Linked DNA regions of Homo sapiens: region 1 is linked to region 2. A link is a loop called in an ENCODE intact Hi-C map of the cell type or tissue named here. Cell type or tissue: mammary epithelial cell. All regions are shown on one strand. Links, peaks and the distances in the headings refer to the core of each region. The heading gives the core; the rest is flanking DNA. Region 1 has its middle 73 kb from the start of CPO. Region 2 has its middle 49 kb from the start of MIR2355.

Evidence for each region. A loop is a pair of places that touch in the nucleus more often than their neighbours do. Peaks named below come from ENCODE experiments on the same cell type or tissue, not always from the same donor. Only the 100,000 strongest peaks of a DNase experiment are listed, where the experiment ranks them.
Region 1: a loop joins it to region 2, with 2.1 times the contacts of the local background. A loop is called at or near these places in 2 of 110 quality-filtered maps.

The regions. Positions count from the first base shown.
Region 1 is chr2:207,006,655-207,018,856 of GRCh38, reverse strand. No RefSeq gene overlaps it. Among named protein-coding and RNA genes, the nearest start is that of CPO, 73 kb to the right of the region's middle. RefSeq lists a silencer at 10,398-10,692. In mammary epithelial cell, for the core only: no CTCF peak of the experiment used is centred there; DNase peaks (open chromatin) are centred at 4,226 and 6,206; H3K27ac peaks cover 904 bases.
Region 2 is chr2:207,054,564-207,066,765 of GRCh38, reverse strand. No RefSeq gene overlaps it. Among named protein-coding and RNA genes, the nearest start is that of MIR2355, 49 kb to the left of the region's middle. In mammary epithelial cell, for the core only: no CTCF peak of the experiment used is centred there; a DNase peak (open chromatin) is centred at 5,385; H3K27ac peaks cover 388 bases.

The DNA of each region.
Region 1 (12,202 bases), core at 2,061-10,060, 49 kb after region 2:
ATTAGAAAGACTCAGTGACGCTTGGGGTTGGGACTGAGGGGACAGGTAGGAGGGAAAGAAGGAAGATTTTTGACTAGTTGCATTGGGAACAGAGACTAGGGAGGGACTGATGTGTAAAAGAGTGCCTGGACATCAGGCACCTCAGACCATTTGCCTATTTTTCAACAAAAATTATTTAGGTCTTGTAGGATGGAGAAATTGGAAGTGCCGTTTTCTGGCCATTTAGAACCACTGTCTAGTTTGTATTGGGGTCAAACGGCATTGTAGAAGAAAATAAGGCATTTAGGTTTTAGGTCAGGTGAGAGTTGAAGAGGTTTTATGTTCTTAAGAACAGAGGCTAAGGGAGAAGAAAGAGGAATGGAGGGTGGAAGGTTGCCTATAGTGAAGGAGGCAAGTTTAAAGAAAAGGGAGAGTAGAGACACGGAGGGAAGCAGTTCGGGGGTTCTTACCCTCCAGAAAAGTGGGAAAGGGGTTGGGGCACAGAGATATGAGATCGGGGCATGGAGATAAGGGGTCAGGGTGCAGAGATATAAGAGGTTGGGGTGCAGAAGTAAGGGATCGGGGCACAGAGATATAAGAGGTCGGAGCACAGAAATAAGGGATGGGGCACAGACATACGAGGTTGGGGTACCTGCCCCTCCCCCAGAAAAGTGGGACTTGCCACTAAGGGTGAAGGAGAAGGGGTTGAGGGGTTCTTGCCTCTCCCCCAGAAAAGCAGAGAAGGGGTAGAGACACGGAGAGAAGGGATTGGGGTACTTGCCCCTCCCCCAGAAAAGCAGGACTTGCCGCTAAGGGTGAAGGACCAAGGCAGGTGTCCCTGCATGGTCTGACACCTCTGAAACGTGGGTGAATAATCAGAGAGGTGTCCCTGCAATGACTAAACACCAAGGGAAGGCTGCCTTCCCAGTCTGTGACCGGCGCCGGAGTTTTGGGTCCATGGATAAAATGTGTCTCATTTGTCTCTACCAGAAAATGAAAAGAATTGAAATTAAGAGAAGGGAGAGATTGAAGAGTGGAAAGGAGAAAGTGGTTGAGGGATAGTGAGAGAGGTTGGAGAAGAGAGTAAGAAGAGGCTGTTTACCCGATTTAAAATTGGTGAGATGTTCCTTGGGCTGGTGGGTCTGAGGACCTGAGGTCGTAGGTGGATCTTTTTCACACGGCAAAGAGCAGGAGGACAGGGGATTGATCTCCCAAGGGAGGTCCCCTGATCTGAGTCACAGCACCAAATTTCATGCGCGTCCGTGTGAAGAGACCACCAAACAGGCTTTGTGTGAGCAACATGGTTGTTTATTTCACCTGGGTGCAGGTGGGCTGAGTCCGAAAAGAGAGTCAGTGAAGGGAGATAGGGGTGGGGCCGTTTTATAAGATTTGGGTAGATAAAGGAAAATTACAGTCAACGGGGGGTTGTTCTCTGGCGGGCAGAGTGGGGGTCACAGGGTGCTCAGTAGGGGAGCTTTTGAGCCAGGATGAGCCAGAGAAGGAATTTCACAAGACAGTGTCATCAGTTAAGGCAGGAACAGGCCATTTTCACTTCTTTTGTGGTGGAATGTCATCAGTTAAGGCAGGAACTGGCCATCTGGATGTGTATGTGCAGGTCACAGTGGATATGATGGCTTAGCTTGGGCTCAGAGGCCTGACACAGGTAACTGTGGTGGAAATGTGGATGGCAGGGATCTTCCACTTACCTTTTCCCTCACAGTGTGAGTCTCTCTTGGCTCTGAGTCAATCTGAGCTGGTGCTTTGCTTTCCTCTCTATGCTGCCATCCTGAGTCTCTGTGCCTCAAAGGGTCTTCATCACTTTTTTGCTGAATTCCAGTGTTCTCCCCCAGACACTCTATTGAACATGTGATTGCCTGTTTGTTGTTCTAATTGTTCTTCCTGGAGGAGGTGAGTGCTGAGTGCTTCTAGCCAGCCATCTTGATGACATCTCTTCTCAATTAAATTGTTATTCAATTTTGATATTAAGGATATACTGGCCTCATGAAATGAATTGGGCAGTGTTGTGGGTTGAATTATGTCTCTCCAAAATTCATGTTACCTTCTTAACCCTCAGTACCTCAGAATGTTACCTTATTTAGTGGTAGGATATTTACAGAGATAATTGAGATAAAGTGAGGACCCTAATCCAGTATGACTGGTGTTCTTACAAAAAGGGGAAATTTAGACTTGAAGACAGAGAGAACACCATGTGAACATAAAGATGGTCATCTACAAGCGGAGAGAGAGACCTGGAACAGATCCTTCCTCACAGTCTTCAGAAAGAACCAATCCTGCCAACGCCTTGTTTTTGGACCTCTAGCCTCCAGAACTGTGAGACAATAAATTTCTCTTCTTAAGCCACCTGGTGTGTGGTACTTTGTTAGAGCAGCCCTAAGAAATGCACGCAATTGGCTTTCCATTTTTCTGTTTTGGAGCTCAATGTATATATAACAGAAATTATTCAAAAGCAAGCATTTAATGTATTATCAGCATATATTTTCTTTCTTGTATAATTTTTTGTTTTTGTTGGCATTCATAATTGTTTTTGCTTTTCTACTTGCTTAGTTTTGTAGACACCGAATACCAATTCATCCCTAAAATTTCTGTCACCAGCATGTCTCTTCACAATACATTTAAATATCAAATAGTCTAAGAATTTATTGTCTTGAAAGCATTTCTCTCAGAGCCTCTGACCTTTTCCTCTAACATGGACTGGTTGCTCCCTAGGTCTGCCACATGACAATCATTCCAGGATCTCTTCCCCCCATTAACTAAAGAATTTCCTTGGCCTCTCTCCCATGATGGAATCCCTGTTTCCTGAATCACACGTCTTTTTCTTTCTTAGTTGACTGTTTTTTGTGGAACACATACGGCAGTAGCACAGAACAAAGGGTACAAAGGATATATATTTTTTATTCAATTATGGGAAATTCATCACCATTACATTTAAAAATTCTTTCTTCTGTTCATCTGGAAACTGATTTCTCTCCTTTTGTGACTCATAATTGATGGAGTCTGTTACTTCTATTTCTATCTTCTATATTACTTAATTTTTACCTTTTTTCTTCCAACTCTTACCCTTTCTAGTTCCTGTTAGGGGACCCCTTGTATATAATGTTCTAGCTTACTAATTTTTACTTTAGCTATGTTCATTCACTTGCTATTTAATCTACCCATTGGGTTCCTGATATTTTGAACTATAACATGTATCTAACTTTGGATGTTTTGTTTCCCAGTCCCAATAATCTACTGAGCTCCATTATTGCCCTTAGGTAGGGCCACCTCAGACTGGCACTGACCTGCCTTGAGGCAGCAGTAGATGGACAGAAATATGCCCCCAAGATAATGTGGAAGAAAGCAAGCCATCCTTGAGTTCTTTCCTTTTCTTTGGTTTCTGACCTTCTTCCTTCCAAGGCTGTTCTTCTTAACTACTTTTGGTCTCCCCAAGGGCTACTTGCAGTTAACGGTAAATAATTAAGGCTCTGTATTCCTTCCACCTTCTGACCTCTCCTGTAGCATCTCCAAGGTTAAGTTGTAGTAGAGTGGGGGTAGCCAATAATGTGTTAACTCACTATCTTGCCCAGACTGTCAAGCCCAGATGATCATTTCTTATTTTAATTCCAGGACCCTTATTAAGTAATTTAATCTCATTAAGCTTTTTTCTTCCCCGTGTGTAAATTGAGAGTAATAATACTTGTTCTAAAGTTTAAAGGAACCTTGGGAAAACTAAAATCATAAGATTGAGAATTATGAAATTTCTTCACTGTACTTAGAAGTGGTTCTAATTATAAAAATTTCAAGAATCTATTGTCTTGATGCCAAAACATTGGAGAAACAGGCTCTTTTCTGGCTCTTGGTCTCACTTTCATATCAGGAGAGGAGATCCTGACCTAGGGGATGTGCCATGGGAGATATATCAGTTATGGCCTAGGCTTCAGGGACAGGTGGACCTAGGTTTGATTCACGGATCTGCCATTTACTACTACAGCAGTCACCTTTGTATCTCCAGGGCCTAGCACAGTTCCTGACACATGGTAAATCTCCAATAAGCGTATATTAAACAAAAAAGATTATTTAGCATCTTCAAACCTCAGTTTTCTTCTCTTAAAAATGGTAATAATAAATTCCTACATAATGCTTGGCGAATAGTATGTGTTCAATAAATATTAGTTCTCTTTCTTGTCTTTCCCTTCATGTGGTTTCAACCATAATGTTACTTAAGTAGCTCATTATGTCAGCAGCCAAAGAAACTTGTGCTAACTTGCTGTTATTACTTCAATGCTCAGAACAGAAGAGGGAGGACGATCATCTCCAGCTGTTATACTCATATAATAATTTCCTGAAGAGTAAATTATGAATGAACCCAAATTACAAAATGCAACTCAGAGTCTGCATCAGGTTAGAAGATACATTAAAGCTAATGAAATATCTAATTTGAAAGCAGATTTTGGAATCTGCAAAGCTAAGGAATTGGCATGATCTGAAACAGGATTCAAAATTTATTTAATTCACAATTTCCTGATGTTGCCTTTTGAAGGGATGCTGATAAAAAATGTCAGATGGAGGCTGTGCTCAGTGGCTCACACCTGTGATCCCAGCATTTTGGGAGGCTGAGGTGGGTGGATCACCTGAGGTCAGGAGTTCAAGACTAGCCTGGCCAACATGGTGAAACCCCGTCTCTACTGAAAATACGAAAATTAGCTGAGTGTGGTGGTGGGCGCCTGTAGTCCTAGCTACTCAGGGACTACAGGAGAATTGCTTGAACCCAGGAGGCGGAGGTTGCAGTGAGCCAAGATTGCACCACTGCACTCCTGCCTGGGCGTGACAGAGCCAGTGAGACTCAGTCTCCAAAAAAAAAAAAGTCAGATGGAAATCTGACCTAGTCTTATTTTTCAGTTAACTGATTTATATTGTTTATTTTTTGTATCAGAATTGGCTTGGATACCAAGACTTTCCATTCAGGGTACAGAATTCAAAAAGGCAAATACTAGAGAAGCTTAAGTTTTGACTTCTTCTTCAAGAGACTTGGTAGTTAATTGAGAGATTTCATTATATTTCTTTTTCCTCCCACAGATGCTTTTAAAACAATACAGAGGAGAAATAAGATCAAAGCCTGAGCTGTTTAAGACAAGTCATCCACATCCCTGGTCCAGTTAGGCTTTGATTTTCACATCATTGCTTCCAGCTAATTGTAGTATTTTCAGAAAGACAGTGTAGCAGCATACTTGTTTGCAAGCAAAAGGAATGGATTATGGTTAACTTACATGAAATGAGAATTTATAAAGGATGGAGAGAAGTATGATTTAGGAGGACTCACGGAATTAAAGGGAAAACTGAGGAATAGGACTGACTGAGGAAAATAAAGGAAGCAAATTGTTTTAGAATTCCCAGTTTTGGCCAGGTGAGGTGGCTCAAGCCTGTAATCCCAGCACTTTGGGAGGCCAAGGCTGGTGAATCACCTGAGATGGGGAGTTCGAGACCAGAATGACCAACAGGGAGAAACCCCGTCTCTACTAAAAATACAAAAAATTAGCCGGGCATGGTGGTGCATGCCTGTAATCCCAGCTACCTGGGAGGCTGAGGCAGGAGAATCGCTTGAACCCGGAAGGCTGAGTTTGTGGTGAGCTGAAATCGCGCCATTGCACTCCAGCCTGGGCAACAAGAGCAAAACTTTGTCTCAAAAAAAAAAAAAAAAAAAAAAAAAAAAGCCCAGTTTCAAGATTTACCTAACTATCTCACCAGGCTCTGGTGCTAAGATGGGCAAGTGCCACTCTCAAGATATATAGGATGGAGGCTCCTTTGACATAGTGAGGTTTATAAAACTGCCTTTGCAAAAATTATAACTGAGAAAATTATGACAGTGAAAGACTTCTGACATAACTGACTCCACCTTGCTTCTAACCTCCAAGTTGTCCTTGTTCATTCCTGGGCATAGACTGAACTAACTATGGGAGGAAATTAGTTTATAGTTTAACTTTGAAACAAAGACAATAACAGCCCTTTCCCAAAACAAACCCCCTTCCTGCCTGGAGACTAGATTGCTTTTACAGGACTAACAAGTTAGCTACAAGATTAGAAAATATGGTTTAGGAGTCATGCAGCTGGAGGCTGCAAAATTCTGAACCTCTCTAGATTGCTCCTGGGGATAACATCACTATTGTAAAATCTAAGATCAGTGCTTGAGATATTTTGCAGATCCTGTACTCCATGGTTCAGCTGGTACCATGCAGAACAATAAACTAGCTCATCTGGTCTTGTGAACCCTACCCAGGAAATGACTCAGTGCAAAAGACAGCTTCCACTCCCTATAATTTCATCTCTGACCCAATTAATCAGTACTCCCCATTTTCCAACCCCTTATGCACCAAATTGTCCTTAAAACCCTGATCCCCAAGTTTTGGGGGAGATCGATTTGAGCAATAATAAAACTCTGGTCTCCCATACACCTGGCTCTGTATGAGTTGCAATTCTCTACTGAAATTCCCCTGTCTTGATAAATTGGCCCTGCCTAGACAGGGGGCAAGGAGAGCCTGTTGGGTGTTACACTTCCACCACTTATCAAGGGGATGGGGAGGAGCCTTCATTTATAATCCTACTCAGACTACACACCTTGTGGAAGATACATGTCCCCTAAAGGGAATTGGGTTTCTGTTGCGGAAAGAAGGGAGGATGGATTCTGTATAATAATAATAAAAGAACAATTATCCACTATACATCATTCCCAAATGCATTTTAAAGCGGGAGTATTTTATTTTACTTATTTTATTTTTATTTATTTTTGTGACAGAGTCTCATTCTGTTGCCTAGGCTGGAGGGCAGTTGTGCAATCTCAGCTCACTGCAACCTCTGCCTCCCAGGTTCAAGGAATTCTTTTGCCTCAACCTCCTGAGTAGTTGGGATTACAGGTGCCTGCCATGACACCCAGCTAATTTTTGTATTTTTAGTAGAGATGAGCTTTCATCATATTGGCCAGGCTGGTCTCAAACTCCTGACCTCAAGTGATCCACTAGCCTTGGCCTCCCAAAGTGCTGGGATTACAGGTGTGAGCCACTGCACCTGGCCAAAGTAAGGGTATTTTAAATCAAAAAGCCTCTTAATGAGCTCATGACTAAGTTTAAAAGTCAAATGTCAACAAGTCATGACTTAAAATTAGTGTTCTCTTATTCAAATTATTGGGACTAATTTGAAGAAATGCATAGTTTTTGTAGATTAGATTAAAAATAGGAGTGATGGTCGGGCGTGGTGGCTCACGCCTATAATCCCAGCACTTTGGGAGGCTGAGGTGGGCAGATTACCTGAGGTCAGGAGTTTGAGACCAGCCTGGCCAACATGGTGAAACCCCGTCTCTACTAAAAATACAAAAATTAGCCGGGCATGGTGGCACATGCTTGTAATCCCAGCTACTCAGGAGGCTGAGGCAGGAGAATCACTTGAGCCCAGGAGGCAGAGGTTGCAGTGAGCCAAGATCATGCCACTGCACTCCAGCCTGGCTGACAGAGTGAGACTCTGTCTAAAAAAAAAAAAAAAAAAAAGTAGAAGTGATTTCTCTGAAGAACAGTATCAGGTAGAGAGAAAAGATAGTAGTTGTAATGGTGAACAAGTGGACCTTCTGGGCTTCCCTACTAACCTATTTTATAATCAAAACTGAGTAATTCAATTTACCGGCTTGCAAATCATTAAAAAATAAATAAATAAAGGGGCTTGCAAAAAATCTGCCTGGCCGGCAAAATGTGCTTGGCTGTCATCTACATTTGCCAATATTCCTCTTGATCCCTATGGCTTCATGGACAAAGTTAGAACATACAAATTTTTAGATATGTAGCAAGCATACTCAAACATCTCTCCAACATGTCTTCCTGAGACCTAGGTCCCCTACCAATACACACACAAAACAAACAGAAATGTCGAGCTATAGGGAGAAGGAGGTGATTGCTTTCTCATGAGTCTTGACATATTTTCGTTCCACCCACAGCAGGAGGCAGGAGGTGATTTTTGCAAATAAATTAACCTTTGTGCTCTTCAGGGTCAATAATACTTTCTCATTTTACTGGGGAGTTTGAATTATTGACTAGCTTGTGACTTTATTCCCTAGAAGGTGAATTAGAGGGATTAATGTTTTGGAGTTGTGTTTAAGAAAAAAAAAACACTTATATCTTTATACCAAATAGTGAAAAATAATTCACTTATATCTTTATACCAAATAGTATTTTGCTAGTATTATTTTATTAGTCCTGGCAGCTTTTTGCAGAATGAGATAGTGATCAAAATTTCTACTAATATCACTATCTAGTGAGGCACAGGGAAGGTAAGTGGCTTTCAACATCACAGAGCAAACTGGTTTCAACCCATTCATAGAATCTTCTAGCACAAGCTGGCCCAAGATAGGACACATCAAGTGTCCTCTGGTTCAGCATCTACTTTCTCATGATAGCTAATTGCTAAGACCATGGGTGCCAATCTTAGCTTCCAAATCAAGTGCACGCCAACTTTTTAGGCCTATTTTAACTAATTGTGCCTTTAAAATCAAACTTATTTAGAGCACTCTGAAAAGGAGATAATACATGATTAGATATTTCAGTACTTTTTTGAGAGCTTTGAAACCTATTTAACTCAAGAAAAAAATATTTTGGAAGGCCATATTTGAATTCTTCATTAAGACAAACAGCAGCAACAACAAAATACCTCTGCAAGTTGAAAAAATCCTGGTGACGCAGAATAAAAAGTGGGAGGCTTGGAATTCTAAATGAAAAATTCCAGCTCTGTCTCTTGCTAGTTGTGGACAAATTACACATTTCCTCTTAAAGGTTCACTTTTCCCATCTATAAAATGAAGAAAATATATATTGCAGGTTTTGCAGTGAAAATTAAATAATGTTAATATATGCAAAGGACTTGCGAACTTTCCTGTATACAATTTGAATTCAACAAACAACAGCTATTAGAAAAGAGAACACAAACCTTGCTTACAGACTAAAATGACCTGGGACTTAATATCTGTTTGCTCTTTTACAGGAAGTAGATCTCCAAGTTCTTTTTCTTTTTGTGACGAGGAAATGGGTTCAAAATAAATCTCTGGTTCTTCCTACACTCTAAGAAAACCCCCCAGGAAAGAGGTTTTTTTCCCCTTCTTTCCAAGGTCAGATTATTTTCCTTTTCTCCCCCAAACCCCTCCCCCTATACCTACTTCTCTTTTACATATAAAAAATTTTGTTACTTTATACCTTTTCTCTATAGTATGTGTGTTATGCCTTCTTTCCTCCCATGAAAGAAAGATAGTTGATGTGATGATGCTTTTCATTCACTAAAGAAAGTGCTAAGTCACCCAGCTAGAGGGTCTGAAAAGGTGACACTCCTCCTATCAGAATAGCCAATGGCTAATAACCATCACTCTAACTTTAGGTATAGATTATTATTATTATTGAGCGTATTGCACCTTGGCTGTTTGCCCAGTATGTCCTTGCTAACTCAGGGTCACAAAAAAGAGTAATTCTCTGCCACAACTCGATAAGACATGAGATCTGCATGATTAAAATGACCTTAGCATTTGGAATCCTGAAATAATGGCACTCCAAATTAAATTAAGAATGGGTTAGATTGCTTTCAGTGAATAATTGCCATTACTACACACCATTCTTCTTGCTCCCCTCCAAAGTCTTTATTGATTTCATTGTTGCTCAGATGCTGAAGATATCTGTCCTATTGTTTGGAGGAATTTAAGATCCTTAGGAGGACTTAGCAAATTAATGGAGGGAGGCTGAAGGAACAAAGAAAATGAGGTGGTACACACACACACACACACACACACACACACACACACACACACACACACTGAAGAGAGGTTGTTGTAGTGGTAGACAATTTCTTTGATAAAGCCAGAGCAGAATTCTTTGTTCAACCATCCCTTTCTGGGTGAATGTGCTTAGTCAAGACATCAGGTCACTGGCCCTTGGACAGCTCCCAGTCATTTGCCCATCAGTGACTGCAGTGCCCACACAGACCACTTTCATAATTAAATTCCAAAAATTCCTGTTCTGAATCACCCAATAATTGACTACATTTGTATTTGGAAGTCTTTGCTGATGAGAATAAAGCAGCATGCAATAATGCTTTCAGTTTCACCATGGTTTTATTACCTTATTGGACCACTAGGGACCTACTACATTCCCGGGGGGGACACTTTTCTATTTAATTAACCTGCAGACATTTAGCCTAAACAGCAATAAATAATAGACAAATACTCCCCTTCCCCCTATTTGTCTCTTATGGAGAATTACTACTACTAATAACAAAATAATTGAAATCCAAAATAAAACCACACAGCCAGGGAGGTGGGTAGATGATGGGGAGGGTAGAGAGAGAAGCTTCAGATGGCTAATTGGGGACAAGTATATACTAGATATGGTGAAATAGTGTTTTCTTTTGCTTTAAGCTACTAACTTGGAGGCACAGAAGAGAATTAGCTACTTTCATAGGGAGGATTTCAGGAGTTCCAGGAAGGGACCCTGCCAGGCACAGCCTCCTTCTAACCAGCACACTGAGCCTTTAACCAGAAACAAAGCCATTCTTTCTATTGTTGCATAGAAGGCCTGGAATGTGAAGTCCCCCCAGGCACATGAAGGAGGGGATGATGTAAACTTAACAATGAGAGGCAAAGGACTGATGTCACATCCTCTCCTGAGAGCTGATTTTTGATGATGAAAAGAGGAAAGAAAGTCTTGGACTTTGAAGAGGCATGGGGAAGAAAATGGTCTAGCATTTTTTCATACTTTACAATTTTGCCTAATACTGTTTTGCTTGTAAATCAACCCTTCATCCTCTGAAAGGAAGGCTACAAATACATGGATATGTATTAAGCATTTATTGTATGCTAGGTTCTTTCCCACACAGTATTTCATAACACTACTGCAAGATAGGATTCCTAATCCCCTTTTGCTGAAGAAGAGATTGAGGCCAGGATGCATAAATAAACTTATCCAAGATCAACTGGCTTCTAAATGGCAGAGCAAGGATTGGAATCAAGGTCAGCCTGATTCCAAAACTCAGATGCTTTTTACTTCTACCATGATAGCTCATAATAGAGCCTGATCTAAACTTTGGAGATAATTATTTTCAAAATGCAAAGCAAGTCAAAAATTTGTCATTGGCCTTGGAATATTTTGTTGAAGGGAGTCAGAAGGATTAAATTCATTTTTATACATGAGACTTAAAAACGATATGTGGGGACCAACCCAAGTTTCTACTGCAAAGCAGAAAGTATTACTTTTAATGGCAAAAACTGCAATTACTTTTGTAACAACCTAATAAGGATTTAGTGGATCTGGATAATATGACCAGCTGCCTATTTGACCTCTCCTTTTGGGTTTCCCTTAGGCACTTAAACTCAATCTGTACACAACTGAACTCATCGTCTTTTATCAGCCCATCACCCGTTCGCCTTTCCTGTTCTAACTTATTGCCTGTTGTATTGTTTTTCTTATTTGATGGGCACTGACATTCATCTTTAGTCACTCAAGACAGGAACCTAGAATTACTTCTACTTTTCTCCTTCTACTGTACTGACCTACTCTGCCCACCATGGCTAATCAGTCCTATTGTATATACCATCAAATTTTCTAGCACTTTTCCTCTTCTCCATTACCAATGTCAACTCCTTGGTTGATATCCTGGTCATTTCTCCACTGTATTCGTGCTATAATAAACTAAACTGAACTGGCCACCGCATTTCACCCTCCCTTGCTTCTCTATTCATATTCAAATTGATGACAGGTTGGTTTTCTCTAAAACTTAAAAGGGATGAAAGAATGAATGACAAAACAAAAACGAGCAATTTAGAATGAAATCTACTCTCAAGTACAAATAGTATAATAGCAACAAATCAGCTAGAAAAAAATACAAGCTGTGTATACTCCTTTAAATTGAGGTAAAATGTACACACAGATATAAATCTTTTCTTTTTATTATACTTTAAGTTTTAGGGTACATGTGCACATTGTGCAGGTTAGTTACATATGTATACATGTGCCATGCTGGTGCGCTGCACCCACTAACTCGTCATCTAACATTAGGTATATCTCCCAATGCTATCCCTCCCCCCTCCCCCCACCCCACAACAGTCCCCAGAGTCTGATGTTCCCCTTCCTGTGTCCATGTGTTCTCATTGTTCAATTCCCACCTATGAGTGAGAATATGCGGTGTTTGGTTTTTTGTTCTTGCGATAGTTTACC
Region 2 (12,202 bases), core at 1,320-9,319:
TATTGGCTGCTCCAACTCAGACGTCAACATCTCCTTGCAAAGAACAAAAATGTACTACAATTGTATCAAGGTAAAAAGATTAATAAAAAAGATGTAGAGGGATTAGATGAAACCCTGTTGGAAAAATCATCGCTGTGGGAATTTGAGAGTTATCAGGCCTCTCCCTCTCTCTCATTTCATTTCTCCTTTTCTTTATATATTTTCTCTTCCTTCCACAAACGAACTTCCTTGCCTCCTCACCCATTGCATATGGCCTAATGTCACTTCTATCATAGCTGCCTCTAAACTTCCTTAGTCCCAGGCTCTACAGAACCTGTTACCTGGCTCCCCACTGACACGGTCTCTGGGTCCCCATTCCAATTTCCCATGAGAAAGAATTTAATTGGCCAGGCTCCCAGGTGGCTGAATTGGCTGTTGCTCTGGGACAAGGCCAAGGCACATGTGTTTATCCTTCCAGAACCAAGGCTGAACCATAGGCAAGAAGGAAAAGATGGGCAGCTCAGGTGTGCTTCCTCAGTGCAATGCAAGAGGCTTCCTATTTATTTTGGGGTCAACTCCCTCAGAATATTCAACACAGCCTTGCAAATAGTTCTATTTTGTGTGTTTATAATTTACAGTGTACGCCAACTCTTGCATTGACCCACTCACTTTTCCAGAACTACCAATTGTTCCTCATCCATACTTCTGCTGCATCTTCTTGCAAAAGTCTTAAGGGGTAAAAAAATTCAGAGCACTTTTCAAGACAGTGAATCAAGAGAGAATCAAGAGGAGAACTAAGAGGAAAATCAAGAGGAAAGCTGCATAATGAAGAAAAAACCCCACATTATTCCATTACAGTGAGGACAAAGATGAGTTTTCTTATTGCCAGGTGTGAGGCAACATGGTGTACAGGCAGAAATGATGGTGGATGAGGAGTCAGGAAGCATTGTCCTAGCTCTAGCTGTGCCTCTGGTGAGCTTTGTGACCTGAGGCACATTGCTTAGCCTTTCTGGGCCCCATTCTTTCTTTCCTAAAACATAAAAAGAATGGATTAACTGAATTTTAAAGTTCTATTCATAAATTCTGTGATAATATAATTTCCAGAAATATTTGACATAAAAATTATAGAACAGCAAAATAATTTGAATGGTCCCAGAGAACTGTTTATCTTTTCCATCGTTCTTTTCATTCATTCAACAAATATTTATTAGGACTGTTTTACATGCTGGCAATCTCTGTGCTAGGCTCTGAGTACACAAATGACAACAGATACAATCTTCCACAGAATGCACAATTGAGCACATGAAGGAAAATCTTTATCATCTACATTGTAGTATCTCCGGGGTAAGCCTTCGTTTTACATTTAATGCTGCTTTCTCCTACAAAACTGATGACATGTGGCTTCTCTTTTTCTTGCCCTAAGTGACTGCAGACTTCAGTCTCCTGGGGAAGCCCTTGGAAACCCTAACACCCTAACTGCTGCAGAGAAACATGGACATGGCTGGAGAGAGACACTGGGCCTCTTTTCCATATCCTTCTGTGTCAGATCTTTCCAACAGGACTTCCTCTTCTGGTTTAGAATAACTTCCAAAAACATCAGAAGCCCTATATTGCAAGATAAATGTAAAAACATGGTGAAGCACAACCAGACACTAATTATGAATTATCCGCCATGTTTTCCATCCAAGCTGTATTAATTAGCTCCTGGAGATGATTTTAAGAATTACACGATTTGATTCATGGACAATGAGGGAAGTCAGGCCTGGCACATGTAACATGCTTGATAAGTGCTGGCTGTCATTATCTTTACTAACAGAAATTCTCATCATTCTGGGGCGGGGGCGGGGTGTTTCTGGATCTGAAGGTAATCATGGTTCTTGGAGAAATGCGCACACTGCTCACGCTCAGCCCGAAGCTTGGACTGTGGCCTCAGCTTTGGGGTTCAGGACAAGAAAGACAATGGTGGGGATCTCCATTTGTGGCACTTGGCCTCTCTCTTTCCCTTCCTCTTCTGCAGCCCCCCAAGTGCCGTGTCCCCCACTCCACACAGAGCCAAGATGCCCCTTAACAGGGGGATCCTCAGCGAGCCTGGGGCAGGTGTTTCCCAGGTTCCATCCTGCTCTTTGTCCGGAGACTTCATCCTTGAAAAGCTAATCAATGCACTCTCAGAAAACAGAACCCCGGTGGGAATGTTTGCCATTTTCTTTGCTAAGTGTTAGTTTTTCCATATTAGAGGTCTGATTTCCTGCAATTCTTGGAGAGCACTGGGAGGAAGAAGGGTGAGGAAATTGGGCCAGCGGCGCAGTGATTAAGCGCCCGCTCATTTCTGTCCCCTTTCCTTCCCAACAGCAACAAAGACCATTTAGGCCTCCCTGCCTCAGTTATTTTGGTATAGAGAGAACAATGGCATTGTTCATGTATTCTAGATGGTCTGAGCAGAAGATTCAGCTCTTTCCCCTCGGTTCTGTCACTCACCAGCCGTGTGACTTTCCGGGGGCATCGCCTCCCTGGGCCAGTTTCTTCAGCCGTTTAAAGGAGACAACACTTGCTTGTTCAATGACTTGGATTTCCTTCAAAATAAAATATCAGGAAAGTCTAACATACTATTATTATAATAAAAGACTTCTGTCTTGGGAAATAGCACTCAGTGAGAGTTGAAGAAAAGAGAGAGAAGCTGAGAGAAAAGGGAAAGGTACCGAAGAGTGTTTCAGCAGAATATTCTGAGCCATTCTTCCACCCGTCCCCCATCTCTCTCTAAGGGGACCTTTATATTGGTTGTCACAAACCAATCACGGGTGGTAGTACTTCTAGTACTATAATAGTAAAGCTGATTGGGTTGATTTGACTTGGTTATTTAGATTTTTAATAACAGCTCTAACAGGCATAAAATAAAGAGAAAACAATTTATCAAAGTAATTACTAGCAAAGCTAGGACAATAATGGTGAACTATTAATAGTGAAAGCTATACCCATTTTGGTTGTTATGTTACAGCTCTCCAAGATCTTTAACATCTTACCTCATTTAAGAGTCATAATAAATCTGTGAGGTCAGGAGGGTAGATTTTCTCTAAGCCCAACTCCCTATCTTATCTGTTCTTTGTTTTTTGAGTGAGGAAACTGAAGCCCAGGGAGGTTCAGTCCCAGCAGTCCTAAGCTATAAGGCTAAGGTCAAAACATCACTCTCCTGTCCATTCTCTTTCTCACCCACTGTGTGCTACCAGCATTTCATTAAGCAATTTTTACCCTACTGTAATGGGATGTCCAAATATTCGGTTCACTTAATAGATGCTTATATTTATAATTGAGTTATAAATATCCTGAAGGTTTTTTCAGAGGGTAAGTTGAAATATATTTTTAAGTCCATTTTTAAAGCTAAAAACACAACTACATTTTTGTGTTTGGTCACTTATAAGGTCAGGCATTTCTGTTTAGTATTGTAAAAACTGTATGACACAGGAATTGGGATTAGGATTAATTAATTTACTAATTTAACTAGTGAGTAGACAATGAGCTAAAGATTGTGCCAAACGCTAGGGATTCCAAAGATGCACAAGGCAAATTCTATTAGTTAGAACTGAACATTTATGTTTACTTATTTATTTTTGGTGGTGACAAAAACTCGAAGTGGTCTATGCACAATGGGGAGTTCATTATAAGGACTCTAGGGTATAATTTATTATAGGGATACTAGGGTGTCTTTGTGCAAACCCTAGCAGTGAAACATGACTTCTAGAATGGGGGGTTCAAGAGCTCAGGACCCTCCATCTGAGCTCTGTTCCCCTCAGTTCATTTATTTCATTCTTCTATTTCTAAAGACTTCCATTGATTTTGCCCTTATTGTCAGAAAACAGGGCTACCAATTGCTCTGAAATTTCTTGCTTCAAAACCAGAGAGACTGAATTCCTTTTCTCAGTTCCAATTCCAGAATTCCCGAGGAAAGCCACTGATTAGCCCTGGACCAGGAGCTCACCAGATAACTCTGCCCTGTGGGGTGGGATTCTCTGCTTCTGTCAGGTGCCTACCTCCAACCCATCAGCAGGGGCAAGGTGTGGGGTCACACTGGACTAGGATGGTGGACCCTATGATAACCACATGGGTGTAGGTGAACAGGAGCTGTTACTGGAAGGTGGAGGTGAGGAAGACAATCCCATGAACACTGGACAGTCCCTACCCTCCTGAAGCTCCCAATCTAGTGATCTATAAACAGATGACACTATAATGTTAACATAAGCTAGATTTGAGAAGTAGATCACAATATTCAAAAAACACAGAAAAAGGAACAATTACTCTGCTTAGAGGGAGGAGTCAGGGAGGCTGTATAGGGAAAGTGAGGTTCAACCTGAGTCTTGAAATAGAACAAGAAAATCATCAGTGAGGAAAGGGCATGGCGGGCAGAAGAAACTGTGTGTCTGGAAGCTCAGAGGCATGGAATCCCAGCATGAATGAGTGAAAGAATAAGGCTGGGAAAGAAAACAGAGCTCTCTATCCCTTTGTACCTGTGACCCATCCACTTTCCCCATCCTTTAAGGAGCAAACGAGGTCCTAAAATAACAGAAACATGTTTCATGGAACCATTGGCTTTTCAGAGCATTTTTATGAATTCATTAGTTTCACACAATTTTGTCTTATGATGTGGAATTCCTGATTCCCTATGATGTAGGTAGTAAGCACTCTTTTTTTTTTTTTTCATTTCATTGATGAGAAAAGAAATTTTTAAAAGGTTGTGACTTGGCTGTCATTAGTTTAGTGTTAGAACTGGAACTAGAACCCAGGTTTTTTGTTTTGTTTTTGAGATGGAGTCTCGCTCTGTTGCCCAGGCTGGAGTGCAGTGGTGCGATATCGGCTCACTGCAGCCTCTGTCTCCCAAGTTCAAGCAATTCTTCTGCCTCAGCCTCTCGAGTAGCTGGGACTACAGGCACACTCCACCATGCCCAGCTAATTTTTGTATTTTTAGTAGAAATGGGGTTTCACCATATTGGCCAGGCTGGTCTTGAACTCCTCACCTCGTGATGTGCCTGCCTTGGCCTCCCAAAGTGTTGGGATTACAGGCGTGAGCCACTGTGCCCTTCTGAACCCAGGTTTTTAATATACAACTCACTTCTTTCAGCTCCCTCCTCCAGGTTTTCCTTTAATGCCAATTTAAGGGATCACATCTGTGTCACTAATAATTCGGTCTGTTATGAAAAACCACTTGGATGGTCCCCAAATAAGTTGTATATATTTTACTTTGGTCAGCTATTTAAAAAATCTTCTAAAACATCCATTAGAGAAAATCATCTAAAAGAAGGGATTCTTGTCATCTGGAGTGGGAAGGAAGGGAGACAAAAATGCCATTTCAAGAACTAGCTTATTCCTAAGATTCTTTTGTTATAACAAGTACGTGCAGGTTTAAATGAGTCACATAATGTGTAAAATGAATGGATGATAATTTTTTCACCTTACAAAAGGATTGCCTGCTTGCTTTGGAAGCCACATGAAGAAAGGGAATGTATCACATTTTTGAAGAGCTAGAATTTGTCCAGTGTGGTCTGCTGTGCCTGGTACATTATAAGTGCTCAATAAATGTTTGATGAACAAACACAAGGAATTTTTTTACAAAATAAGGTCACAGTATAGATCTTTGATTAAAAGCAAGAGTCAGATACACTTGGGATCAATTTTTGGCTGTACCACCTACTAAATGTGAAGCAATTGGCAAATTATTATCTAGGCCTCTGTCTCCTTAGCTGTAATATGGAAATAATAATGGTACTTAGTCTCAGTGTTGTTTATTTGTTGAATAAATATTCATTAGGTAAATATTTATTGGGCATCTACTAGGCTAATATGCACTGTTCAAAGTTAAAGGGCATATATTTCAGAAAGCAGAGGTGACAGGGTTCCTAGACAATAAATAAGGAAAAAAATCTGTGAACAAGTTAATTAAAATTGTGATGCAGTGCTGCAAAGGAAATAAAGAGGGTAATGCAGACTTGACAGTGAGCATGGGAGCACTTGAGACAGAACGATCAGAAAAGGCTTCCCCAAGGAGGTGACACCTGAACTGAGATCTGAGGAGAGGAGAGTGAGCATCAAGGGTAGAGTTTTCTGGGCAGAGGAAGCAAAAGCAAAGCCCAGGGAGGAGACAGGAGTGCAGAGCTGGAGGACAGAGAGGAGTCCGCTGGGGACTGAGCAAACAGAACAAATGTATACTTGGTGGAAGAGAGGCTGGAGAGTGGCCAAATAATGGAGTGCCTTATAGGGCAAGGTGAGGGATTGCTCTAAGAGCAATAAGGAGCCACCGAGGGATTTAAACAGAGGAGCAGCCTTATCTGATTTACATTTTTAAGCAAACACTCTGTCTCAGTAAAGAGCATCAGCATCCACCAAAGTGATTATGTGAAAAACTTGAGTCCCTCTTGGTTCCTCACTTCCCTCTCCCCGCCATCAGCAAACTCGGCGAACCTGCTCTCTAAAATATAACCTAAGCATCTTAATTTTTCTCCACCTCTACTAAAATCACTTCCATCTGAGCTACCATCTCTTGTCTAGGCTATCTGCGATCCTACCTTAGACTCTGTAAGTTTGAGAACTTATTAGATTTTCAAAGCGGGAAGTGAAGTAGGCAGTTGGACGTTTAAGACTAAAGCTCCGTACCCTAAAACTTAAAGTATAATAATAATTTAAAAAAAAAAAAGACTAAAGCTCAGGCTGGATTACATACGATAACACATATAAAATACCTGGCAAAGCACCTGGCTTCTAGAATGTTCTTAATATACGTGGTCTTTTTTTTTTTTTTTTTTTTTGGTAACACCCATTCTCTCAGTGCATTTTGACAAGATAAAAACATCAAGGGATTTAGAGCAGAAGATTTGGGTTCATGTCTTAGTTTAAAAGAAACATGGCTTTGGACAAGTCCTAATTTCCCTGAGCCACTATTTCCTCGTCTGTGAAATGAAGATGCTGAACACTTGTTCTTCCTATTATGCAGGGCTCTTGTGGGCTTCAAATAGGATGATAGATGTTAAAATGCTTTGTAAGCTGAAAAGCAACTTTTCATGAGCAGTCAACTGTACGAAATTATATGTAATTCACTTTCCCTGTGTATGTGACCTCTCAGGTTCCTATACTGTAAGGAAACATTATAAAATATATTTCCTTATAGGGCACTGGGGTCTTTAGCTTACAGGAGTCCCAGATTCTTTTTTTTTTTTTTTTTTTTGAGACGGGGTCTCTGTGTCACCCAAGCTGGAGTGCAGTGGTGCAATCTCAGCTTACTGCTACCTCCACCTCCTGGGCTCAAGAGATTCTCCTGCTTCAGCTTCCTGAGTAGCTGGGACTACAGGCGCCCACCACCATGCCCAGCTAGGGAGTCCCAGGTTCTTGAATCTCAGCCTTATATGGCCCAAACCAGCACTGTCCAAAAGACCATTCTGCTAAAATGGAAACATTGTATGTCTGCACTGTCCAATAGGGCAGCCACTAGCCATTGTAGATACTGAGAACTTGAAATATGGCTAGTGTGACTAATAAATATTACTTTTTCTTTTTAAATTTTACTTAATTTAAACTTAAATTCCCAGGTATGGCTAATGGCTATTGTATTGAAGAGTGCAAGTCCAAATGCTCTACTTTCTTGGGTCCTTATCCGTAAAACAAGAACCCAGTAAAATCTTTTCTAGTTCTATCTATGCCTCTACATGCACAGTTTAGAAATAGATAAGCCAATTTGGATAGAATAAGGGTTGAATCCTGAGTCGCTTTCTTTTAAACTCTCAAGTTTAATATAACACTAGACTTTTTTTAAAATTTGATATCTTATTTATTTATCAACAAGAGGGAAGACTTCAAAACAATGGCAACACAATCGTAAGTAAAAGGTCATCCTGGAAGATGAACTATTTAAGAAACACATTCTCCCGGGAGTTATATTTGGGTATCAAGTCGATTACTTGTTCCAAAGTGAATATCCTTCATTTCTCATCAAGAAAGATCACTAGAGAAAAAATATTTGGAATTGAATAGATAAACGAATGGCTGCCACGGGGGTTGTTTATATGATGCTGTCAGTTGTGAGGTCACCGGGGCTTCCATGATGAAGCTGGCACTAATTTTGTTTCTTTATATAAGAATTGTGTTCCTAAACTGAGTATTTAGAACCTAAGGTGCAATCTAATTTTTTAAAATAGACAGAAATGGAAGGCAACATGATTGAAGTGTTTGGGGAAAAAGTGGGAACTCAGAAGAAAGGAACCCCAAGACAATTGAAAGGACTAAAGACGAGAGATGGAGAGAAGTAAGAAAATCTTCTGAAAGGAAGAAATGAATACAGTACTGAAATCAAGAAGACAGAGAGAAAACAGATTGGGGTAGGTGGCATGAGGATCAGAGAAGAAATTCCAGATTCATTTGTGAAAGACACCAGGAGCTAAACTTATCTATGGGGGAAAAAAGGAGCAAAAATGAGGAAGACCAGAAAAAAAAATTGCTTTGGAAAGAACGATAGTGACAAGGTAGTGAGGACATGGAGGAGGGACAGCTGTCATCTCATTTAATTAAAAAATTATTAATGGAACAGACGGGATAACCACACTGATCCTTTACAGATAAGATGCTACTATAAAATTTCAGATAATAGCAGTGGAAGGCTGAAAAGTTACTGAGAGCAAAAGTGGTAAGAATGCTAATTTAATTGATAATAACATTATACTTAGCACAATGCTTAGGAATTTAAAAATCACACATTAAATACATTTAAATGACTATGGTTATCATCTAATTATGGTTGTTTAAATAATGTAATATAATTAAATGCTTTAAAAAAAAAGCCCTAGTACTTTTAAATGATCACTCTCACATTCTGAATTCTCCTTGTGAGCATTTAGTGTTCAACACTGCAGTCCTGGTGGAGGTAGTATTATCCTGACAGCCACACCTTTCCAAACACATGAGGTTGTTGGGTTAGAAGAAGATAAATATCAAACTTAGCTTCAGAATGCCTTATCATTATTCTCCATCCCTTATTCTTCCATTATCAGAACAGGTAGCTTCTCTCCTCAATTACTTTGTCTCTTTCCTCTCTGTTCCCTCACCAAGCAGGGTTCCCTAACATGTCCCCTTGCCCTCATCTTAAGACAACGTGGCATAAATCCTGCTGGGCTAAACTTGAAATAGGTCATCCAGGTGCTCAGCTATACAAATGTACTTCACAAAAAGACGTCTGAGTTTGGGAATTGGAAGCCAAGAACCATAGACTTGAGGCTGTGACCACATTGCTGACGATGGTCGGAGGTGAGAAAGGCAACACTTTGCTCTCCTGACTCTTTTATGGTCAGTCAGTCCTGGAATTTTTCTTACTTCGAGTAACAGCCTCGCAGTGGGTGGAAAGAAAAAGACAAAGCAAGTCACTTATTTAAAAATACCTTTATTTTAGCTGATAATACATGAGTGTTGTAAATTGTTTAGAAAAAAAATACAGAAAAAGTTAGAGCTCTTATAACCCTACCCAGAGACAATCACAATCAAAAATTTGATGCATCTGTTTCCAGAAATCAACATATATACTAACATAAATGTGATATTATCTATGGACTGTTGTATAGGATTCTTTTTTAACTTCATGTGCAGTGGCCATATTTCACATCAATACGCCATACTTCATTGAATCAAAAATACATGTAATTGTAAGATTATGTGCCCATTAAGAAGGAAAAAAATTGCTGCTGATTATAAGTGGCAGATTCCTTTGACTATAAGACACATCCTTATTTCAGAGATGCTAAAAGAATAAAAAAGCATCTTATAAATGATGAAAGACAGTATTAAAAACCTACCTTCACCTTTTTGACAGCTGCATAATATTGCATTGTATGGCCATATCGTAAATTACTTAACAATTCCCCAGGATTGCACATTAGTGTTGTTTCCAATATTTTCATGAATTTCCTTAATGTATATCTTTGCACACTTGTTAGGTTAACTTCCTCAGTCTGAATTCCTAGAAGTAGAATTGATGGATTGCATGTTAATTCGCTCACTGTAGCCATTCTACAATGTATACACATTTCAAAACAACATGTTGTACAAGATAGATATATACAAATTTTGTCCATTTAAAATTAATTAATTAATTAAAAGAATTGTACAGATTATTTCATCACCCAGGAATTAAGCCTAGTACCCATGAGTTATTTTTCCTGATCCTCTCCCTCTTCCCACCCTCCACCCTCTAATAGGTCCCAGTGTGTGTTGTTCCCCGCTATGTGTCCATGTGTTCTCATCATTTAGCTCCCACTTATAAGTGAGAGCCTGCGGTATTTGCTTTTCTGTTCCTTAGTTAGTTTGCTAAGGATAACAGCCTCCAGCTCCATCCATGTGCCTGCAAAGGACAGCCCCATGACATGAGTTCACCTATATGACAAACTGGCACATGTACCTCTGAACTTAAAAGTTGAAAAAATTACAATGAATTATAACTTTCCTTTGCTAAAAAATGTAAAAGAGTCGATGAATTAAATAAGTATGTAAATCTTGTTTACACCAGATGATACTGGTTTGCATTCCGACCAGTTTTGTATCAGAGTACATAGTTCCTCAGGCTCTCAGCAATTGTCATACTATTAATACCCACTTATGCCTAACCTGGACCTCAAATAAGAAAAGTCCAAAGCTATACACCTCATTTGTCACTCAATATTATTCTTGTCTTTTGTCTTGGCATTTCTTATATTCAAGAGACTTCAGGAATTTGACATGATGATGTCTGTAGATGATTCCCTAATAATCGACAAAGCCCAGATCTGTTTACTTGTACAGAGCTACCTTTAACAACAGGGGTGTATGTGATGATCTACATTATTACTCATTATCTTTCTGACAGTTAGCAAGAAAGCCTAAACAAAGATCATGAATATTTGGATGTGACTTAATAGCACCAGGAACTAGAAGTTAGGTTTTAGGCTACTTTCCTGAAATCTTGTTTATTTTATCTGAAATCCCTGAACCCACACTGTGTACTAGGTTGTAGAAACACAAAGATGGGCAGCTTAACAATTCTGTCCTGGGAACCTACAGTCCAATGGGGGAGATGAGATACACTCATATATAAAGTTATAGAACAATGGAAGACAAGTTCATCAATTTCATAAGACAGGATATTATTTAGCGTCAAATGCGCAGACATGAAGTCCAGAATTTGAATGAAATCTGGAGTTAGAATGCCCTACCCTCTGAGAGGCACCAAGCCCAGTGCTAATGTGCCGTGACCCTCTGGAAGCACAAAGATGACACATGGTCAATCCCTTTATAAGCAGCATCTGTGTCCTGTACCGTCCCGCAGGAGTCTGCGGCATGTCAACAAATGCTCAGTCTTTTCCTGGAGCACCAGAGGCACAGCTGTACCAGTGTCCTCTGTGTCCTGGAGGGGAGGAGCAGGACCATTTGACTCCAGATCCTTTTTGGGAAGAGTGCCCCTAGGGCAAGACCCACAGTCCTAGGATACAGAGAGTGCACAACTGAGGGGCTGCTATGCTAAGAAAGTGCTAATTCATCGATCACATTTCTATGCCCAGTGGCATAGGAACTAAAGTCCCATCCATAAAGCAAGCTTCCCGGTTAATCAGCAATTTAAGTTTTGGGACATGTGCCTCCCACACCAAATTTCAAGAGGGGGAGAGGGAGCATGGGGAGAAAGGGGGTGGGTGAGAGAACGTTGGCTCTTTTTTTTTTCTTTAATTTTTTCCGAAGCCAGATGCACATGGTTTTTAGGAGGCACAACATCGTGGTCTTGCTTCAGGGCTCTGATTTAATAAGGATGGCAAGAAATAAATGATTCACTTGCTGATATTAAGAGAGTGCAAATGCACCTGCCCCAGGCCCTTCAAGTCAGGGCATATGTTTGTAAATTACATGCCGACTGTGAACCTGTGGGTGGAGCCCCAGGTGGGGAGGCTGGAGAGACAACTGGACCGTGTCAGTGGATCTTCATCAGAACTGTGGACCAGAAAATCCAAGGATGTTTCAGAATAGATGCAGGTCCTAGCTACACTCCAGATCTCTTGAATCAGAATCTTGGGGTGGGCAGGGCATTGTTTTTCCAGAAATTCCACCGATGAATCAGACATGTTCCTTTGGTTAAGAATCACTAAACTAGCTAATCTCTAGCCAGAACTCTCATCTGTCAAGAGAGGGCAGGCAACCTCATTTCTGATGTATTAGGACTTTCACGTAATTGAAAAATGAA